Linked DNA regions of Homo sapiens: region 1 is linked to region 2. The links are chromatin contacts, found by Hi-C in ENCODE. All regions are on one chromosome and are shown on one strand. The core of a region is the stretch at or near the end of the contact, and the rest is flanking DNA. Distances in the headings are between cores, read along the strand shown.

Region 1 (3,876 bases), core at 144-2,643, 110 kb before region 2:
TAGACTTATATAACCACTAAGAAAAATAGGAACGAATGAGATCCTCCTTTTGTTGAGGATCTACTATGCTACTATGCTGAGTACTTTATATACAGTATACAAATATACAGTAATTCTGCAAAGTACATTATTACTAGTCCCATCTTAAAGAAAATGAAACTAAGGCTAAGAAACACACCCAAGCTGTTAGAAGATAAAGATGGGATCCATGCCTGTCTAATCTAGTGCCCATAATATTTCTGCACACCATACTACTTTAGGTAAGAATGTGATCTCTGGATAAAACAGGAAATATTTTCATTTTGAGGATGTTGCAGTCACTTTACTCTCCAGGTCCACTAGTATAGTGACACTTATTTTTTATTTGGCAGTTCTTTTATTAATTCACTCAACAGGTATTTCTTGAATTCCTACTACCTGCTAGGTACTGTTCCAGGATCCAGGGATGAAATAGTGAGCAAAACAAAATCCCTACCCTCTTGGGGGTTTATAGGCTAATCAGATCAGAAGTGTAGTCTCCCATGTCTATTCTACATTAAGTCTTACACAGTTAGTAAAGGAAACCTTCCTCCAACAGAAGAGTGACAGGACTGCAACATGAAGCACTCTCATGGAACAAGAAGGAACTTAAAGAGCAACTTGGAGAAATACCAGTACTCATATGAAACAACCCCACGAAATAAAGCATCCCATGCCTCTTCCCTTCTCCTGCAGCTTATACCTTCACTCTTCAAAAAAAGCAATATAATTACCTTAACAAAATGAGCATGACTTCTTGTAAACATCTATATACACCTTGTGCTGTTTCTAAACTCTTTTCCTTCTCTATTTAAAAAAGATGCTTTTCAGTGTGTGGCAAGTAACAATAAACTGCTTTTTCATTTCTTTAATACGAACTGGAAGTCTATGCATACTTAGAAAATTGCATACTTAGAAAATTGAAGAATAGGCTGGGCACGGTGGCTCACGCCTGTAATCCCAGCACTTTGAGAAGCCGAGGCGGGTGGATCATGAGGTCAGGAGATCGAGACTATCCTGGCTAACACGGTGAACCCCTGACTCTACTAAAAATACAAAAATTACCTGGGCATGGTGGCACGGGCTTGTAGTCCCAGCTACTTGGGAGGCTGAGGCAGGAGAATCACTTGAACCAGGGGAGGTGGAGGTTGCAGTGAGCCGAGATCGCATCACTGCACTCCAGCCTGGGCGACAGAGCAAGACTCCATCTCGAAAACAAAACAAAAAGAAAAAAAAGAAAAAGAAAATTGAAGAATGCAAGAAGCAGGCAAGAAAAAAAGTTAGTTCTGCAGTACAATATGAAGGCCAAGAACTTCCTTTATTTTCCCACCACCTGCCTGGATCTGTTTTCATCCTTCAGAGAAAGGAAAATCCCTTCCCTGAAGCTCTAGACACCACCCTGTTCCCATATTTACTCTGTAACCTAGAACCTTCAGTTAGACCCCATGTTCTACACCCCTATCTACCATAACAGTCCCATAAGATCAGCACACAAACAGGCTCTCATGTTGCTATCTCAATAGTAAAAGAAAACCCCTTTGTGCCCTCCAAGCACTTCTCCATTTCTCTGCTTCCTCCTCACAGCAAGCCGTCTCATCTCAGAGGCTTGCCTTCATATGGCATTTCCTCATTTCCTCCCCAGTCTGGCTACAGCCTCACCTAACTCACTGGTACTGCTCTTGTCCAGGTCACCAATGACCTTCCAATTGCTAAATCCAATGGTTTGCTCTCTTATCTTACCAGATCCCCTCCATTCTACACAGTAAACTGCCACTTCTCAGAGGATTTTCTTCTCTCAGGTACTGTGACACTACTCTCCTGGTTTTCCTTCTTCCTCTTTAGCCAATCCTGTCTCCTTTGCTGCCTCCTCCAGAATCACAAGCTCTAAAGCTTGGAATTCCTTGGGGTTTGGTGCTGTGTTCTCTTCTTTTTTTCCCATCCACACTGGAATTCTCTTCCTAGGTGATGTCATGCAAACTCATGGCTATAAATATTATCGATACTCATACCTGTAATCCCAGCATTTTGGGAGGCTGAGGTGGAAGTATTGCTTGAGCCCAGGAGCTTGAGACCAGCCTGGACAACACAGTGAGACTTCGTTTCTACAGAAAAAAATTTTTTTAATTAACTGGATGTGGTGGCCTGTATCTGTAGCCCCAGCTACTGGGGAGGCTGAGGTGGGAGGATCACGTGAGTCCAGAAGGTCCAGAGGGCTGCAGTGAGCTATGATTGTATCACTGCACTCCAGCCTGGGCAACAGAGAAAGACCTTGTCTCAAAAAACAAACAAAAAAAAGCACACGCATGTGCATGTGTGTGTGTGAAATCAATGATTAAGAGGACTCAGTCACTGGTGTGTGTGTGTGTGGGGGGGGTATATGTGTGAAATCAATGATTAGGACTCACTCACTGAGCTCCAGACTCACATATCCAACTACTCATTTGGAATTTCCATTTTAATGTTACATGGGCAACCAAAACTTTTTCCTTCTCAACCCAACTCTCCCCAGGTTTCCCCATCTCAATATTACAGGACCAACCTAGTCAAAAACTTAGAAACCACTGTTGATGGCTTCCTCATCCTCACCCTGTCCATGAGCAAGTCCTATTGAGTCTAGCCACCATGAATTTTGAAATCAAACACTTCTCTCCATTTTTCACTGTCATCATCCTAGTCCATGCCACCTAGACTATTGCAGCGACCTCCAAACTGTCTCCCTTTCCGCATTTGGAAGTCCATTCTCCATAGAGCATACAGGCATTTTTTAAAACACAAAGCAAATCATGACACAAACCTACTTAAAACCTTTCAGTAACTGACTAAATAGTAAAATCAAAACTCCTTACTGGGATATACGAGGCCCTGCAAGATCTGGTGTCCCCACTTACCACTTCGGCTTCTTTCCATTCACACTCCCACTGTTGGTTCCTAGTTCACCACAGACTCCAATCTCAGGGCCTCTGCAGGTGCTCTACCCCTCACCCAGCCTTCTCTACACGTGACTGCTTCTTGCCTTCCACAGCTTAGTCTAAAACCAGTACATAAAGATTTTTTTTTTTCTTGCCGTGGCCAGTGAGTACCAAGAAAAAAAAAAGTAGGCCGGGCGTGATGTAATCCCAGCACTTTGGGAGGCCGAGGCAGGCGGATCACCTAAGGTCAGGAGTTCAAGACCAGTCTGGCCAACATGGTGAAACCCCGTCTCTACTAAAAACACAAAAATTGGCCAGGCATGGTGGTGCATGCCTGTAATCCCAGCTACTCAGGAGGCTGAGACAGGGGAAATCGCTTGAACCTGGGAGGCGGAGGTTGCAGCGAGCCAAGATCACACCACTGCACTCCCGCCTGGGTGACAGAATGAGACTCCATCTCAAAACAAACAAACAAAGAAAAAACAAAAATAAAGAAAAAGAAAAAAAGGAAAAAAGAGACTTTTCACTCTATTGAACACATCCCCATCTTATTTTCTAATACATCAGTCAGATTTCCTGCTAGCATTTATCACAATTACTAGATTTTACTTATTTCCTTACTGGTTTATTATCTCCCTACCTTCCTGCAATACAAGCTGTTGTCTTTTTTGGGTAGTATATTAAAGCCGATACATGTTTGTAGAATGAATGGCAGAAAAACAAGTCGAGGATGGAAGAAGGAGGGAGAAGGGGAAACCAAGAACAGAGAACACATTTCCAATCTATACCCAGGCTTCCACCCAGAGTTTTGTAATACAGGTTTTTCCATACTAAGTAAAAGTAGAGGCCGGGTACGGTGGTTCACGCCTGTCATCCCAGCACTTTGGGAGGCTTAGGCGGGCGGATCACCTGAGGTCAGGAGGTTGAGACCAGCCTGGCCAACATGGAG
Region 2 (3,724 bases), core at 202-2,701:
CAGTGTGTTTTCCGTTATAACTTGTTTTCGTTTTATGAAGCCTATCTGAGTAGTAAGATATTATCAAAGGCTGAAAAAAAACCAACATTGTGGATAAAACAATAAACTCAGTTATTTATGTAGTGAAACAGAAAAAAAAAATCCCTAGGTAAACTTAGAATGGCTAACATTTACTAAGCACATATCACGTGCAAGGCACTCTTCAACATGCTTTCCATAGGTTATCTCATTTCATTCCTACATTGACTATTTTAAAAATACTTATTACCCTAATAAAAATAGCTACATTTATTAAGTACTTGTAGTGTGCCAGGCACTTAAGAGGCATGATTTCATCTAATCTTCCTAATGACCCTGTGAGGTTGCACTATGATTCTCATTTAAGATGAAGAAACTGATACAGAAGTCATCGGATTTATCCCGAAGGCAGGCATCTAGCAAGTGACAAGGCCCAAACTCAAGCCCCATTCTGCTTGGTTCTTTCTTCTGCCCTCCATGTGCCTCTCTAAGATAAGGGGTAGGGTAGATTCGGGACTTGTGTGAAGTAGGGTTGATTGGCTCAAGAGTGAGACAGAGAGATACTGAGCCACTTGACTTAAGAGGTTCAGCTCCTGGGGTTGAAAGAATCTTCAGATACCATTTGGACTAACTGGCCTGTATCATACCTGACAGATGACAAAAATTAGGGCCAAGAAGGGAAGTGACTTGTCCAAGATCACATAAACAGAAGATGCAGCCAACATGTATTAAATGCATACTAAGAGCCGGGTACTGTGTTAAGTACGTTTATTTGAATGATCCCAATCAATCCCTGCTTATGAGCTAAGTACGACATATTATTACCCCCATTTTACTAGTGAGGAACTCAGGCTCTGCAGGTGAAGTCACTTGTCCTGGGTCACGGAGCAATCCAAGCCTAACTCCAGATTTCTCTTCTTAGCTATGCCATATGGACTCTCGGAACTCAGTGGGACTCAAAGTTTGAGGAAGGTGTTTGATGAAGGAAATGAACCCCTTGCCTGAAAAATATCAGATTCTCGAGCACGAAATACCAGTCCCTCACCCCCGCCACCTGATCTAATTCACTCCTACTGCCATATGGGAAATAGAATGCTCAGAAGGAAAGCGGCTTGTCTGCAGTCACCCGGCCTAGACTCTAAAGGCAGGCTCCTATCTCCGGGCCAGGGTCCCCCCTCATCAATGCCACCGTCTCCGGTCGACCCCCCCACCCCCTCCATTGCGGGGTCCACCTCGGGACTGGGTCGGCCCTGGGGCAGGCTCTCAAGGGCCCAAGGGCTGCCATCCCGCGAATCCCGGCTGCAGTACAAGCTGGAACCTGAAGGGCAGAGAGTACCTGCAGGAGGAGACCGGAGGAGGCCAGCCGGGCCGCGTGGCCCAGCACCTCCTGGCTGCCCATAGCCTCCGCGCCAGGCTCAGACACCAGGAAATGCCGCCGCCACTCCGTTTAGTCGCGATAAGATGGCGTCACGGCGCGCCTCGCTGTCTGATTGATGGCCTTGAGAGAGGGGGGCGGGGCACGAGAAGTTCTGGTCCTTTAAGTGGGCCTGTCTCGGGCCGTCTGTTATGGCGCCTGGCTCTTTCTATTTCGGTAGGTTTTGCGCTGTCTGTCGCTTGTGCGCTGTCTGTCCCTCTCTTCCCCGTATAAACGAAATAGTGTGGCGAGTACTAAGAGATACCGTTAAAGAATCCAAAGTTCCTTCTCTGAGGCTTTCAGCCACCAACCAAGAAGCACTAACTTTCCTGGCCTCATCTGCCAAAAGGGGAACAAACTTCTCACTGGCCCGTTAAGAAGATTCTCACCATTGACCTTTGCTTACAGAATCACAGCCACAGACCCTCTGAATTAGGCTGGACAGGAATTGTCCTCATTTAACAGAGAAAGAACTGAGGACCAGAAGTTAGATATAGCACTGTTATGTGTATGGTTTTGTGAAATCCTTCCGAAAGCTCTGAGAATTGGCCCCTGTGGTTAGAGATGAGTAAAGCCTTGGAGATGGGAAGTGACTTGTTCGAATCTACACAACTTGTTTCCTGACTAAGTGGATACCAGGCTCCTGATCCTAAACTTATCACTCTTGCCTGTATGCTAGAAATTGTGAGGGCAGAGTGGAAGAAGGACTGGAAGTGCTTTGTAAAAAAATGTAAAGCGCCCAACATACACAATCAGCTGCTGTTCTGTCAGTGTTCTTATTATCTACCAAGCAGGCTGTAGGAAGCCCAGTCTTTCCCCAATCTCTTTCAGTCCTCACATGATTTGGCCCCAACCTATCTTCTACTACCTTTCACACGATCATTGCCCTTCCCAACACTATCTAGGCCATAGCCATTCCGAGTCCTTACTGGTCCTCAAACAGGCGGTGACTCACTGGCCTTTGCTCCTCCACCCTCTTTGTCCAAAGTGTCTTCCCTGACAGCACCCCTTGCCCTCCTAGACCACACTGTCCTGACTTTCCTGGCCAACCACAGCTGGTACCTGCTGTGGACTAAATGTTTGTGTACCCTCAAAATTCATATGTTGAAGCCTAATCCCCAGTGTGATAGTATTAGGAGGTAAGGCCTTTGGGAAGTAATTAGGTCCTGAAAGTGGAGCCGTCATAATGGGATTCATGTCCTTATAAAAAGAGATGTCAGAAAAATGATCTCTGTGTTTACTATTTGAGGATACAGCAAGAATGTAGCTGTCTGCAACCACGAAGAAGGCTTTGTAAAATGTAAGGCGCCCAACATACACTTAACAGGAACCAAACTGGCTAGCACCTTGATCTTGGGCTTCCAGCCTCCAGAGCTGTGAGAGAAATTTCTGTTTTTGACTTACCCAGTCTATGGTATTTTGTTACAGCAGCCCAAGCAAATCAAGACAGTACCCCTAAAATACTCTGTACCCCTTTATAGTTCCTAATGCAATCTGCATTATAGCAGAAAGACTAGAATATGTGTCTCTATATAATCAGCCCATGAGCTCCAAGAGGGCAGAAGTGCAGCCTGCCTGGTTTTGCTTCCTGAAGTAGCGGTACAGAACATTCTTAGGGCTCCTATAAATGTCTCCTGACACATGACTGCTGCTACTGCTGCTGGAAACAGACTGTGGAACTCAAAGCCTATCACTCCCATCTTCCCAGGTGAAATGAGCTCTGTCTTAGTGTGGAGGCCCAGAATGTGAGCTTTTCTTTTTCTTTTCTTTTCTTTTCTTTTCTTTTCTTTTTTTTTTTTGAGACAGGGTCTCGCTCTGTCTCCCAGGCTAGGGTGCAGTGGTACAGTCTTGGTTCACTGCCGCTTCCACCTCCTGGCCTCAGGTAATCCTCCCACCTCAGCCTTCCGATTAGCTGGGACTACAGGCGTGCAGCACCAGACCTGGCTGATTTTTTCTGTGATTTTTGTAGAGATGGGTTTTTCCCACGTTGCTCAGGCTGGTCTCCAACTCCTGGACTCAAGTGATCCGCCCACCTCAGCTTCTCAAAGTGCCGAGATTACAGGCATGAGCCACCGCACTGCACCCTGCCCAAGAATGTGAGCTTTTGTCTGTCAGAGAGAACTGACCTTGAATCCTCATTCTGCCACTCACTGACTGGGTGACCTCAGTATGCTCAGCTACTAAATAGGGATATTATCTGTCCTGTAAAAATAGTCATAAGGATTGTTTCAGGCAAGTCTGGCCCTCAGAGAGCTTAAATTCTAGTGAAAGGGAAACTGAAAAAAACTCTAA

The links. A loop is a pair of places that touch in the nucleus more often than their neighbours do. Pooled maps may share reads with other maps.
Region 1: a loop to region 2 is called in a pooled map, with 2.2 times the contacts of the local background. The contact joins the enhancer-like site here to the promoter of RFT1 in region 2. A Hi-C loop is called at or near these places in 1 of 50 pooled maps.

Annotation. Positions count from the first base shown.
Region 1 is chr3:53,017,003-53,020,878 of GRCh38, forward strand. The region is part of intron 1 of SFMBT1 (Scm like with four mbt domains 1); the gene reads right to left. Among named protein-coding and RNA genes, the nearest start is that of SFMBT1, 27 kb to the right of the region's middle. RefSeq lists an enhancer at 1,539-1,588. Within about 2 kb of position 1,394, at least 4 of the 41 ENCODE cell types and tissues checked have a DNase peak (open chromatin) inside an H3K27ac peak, as active enhancers do.
Region 2 is chr3:53,128,984-53,132,707 of GRCh38, forward strand. RFT1 (RFT1 glycolipid translocator homolog) reads right to left here and starts at 1,452. Exons shown (of 13, transcript NM_052859.4): 1 at 1,355-1,452. The coding sequence starts at 1,417. RefSeq lists enhancers at 1,308-1,497, 1,508-1,557, 1,598-1,797, 1,808-1,857.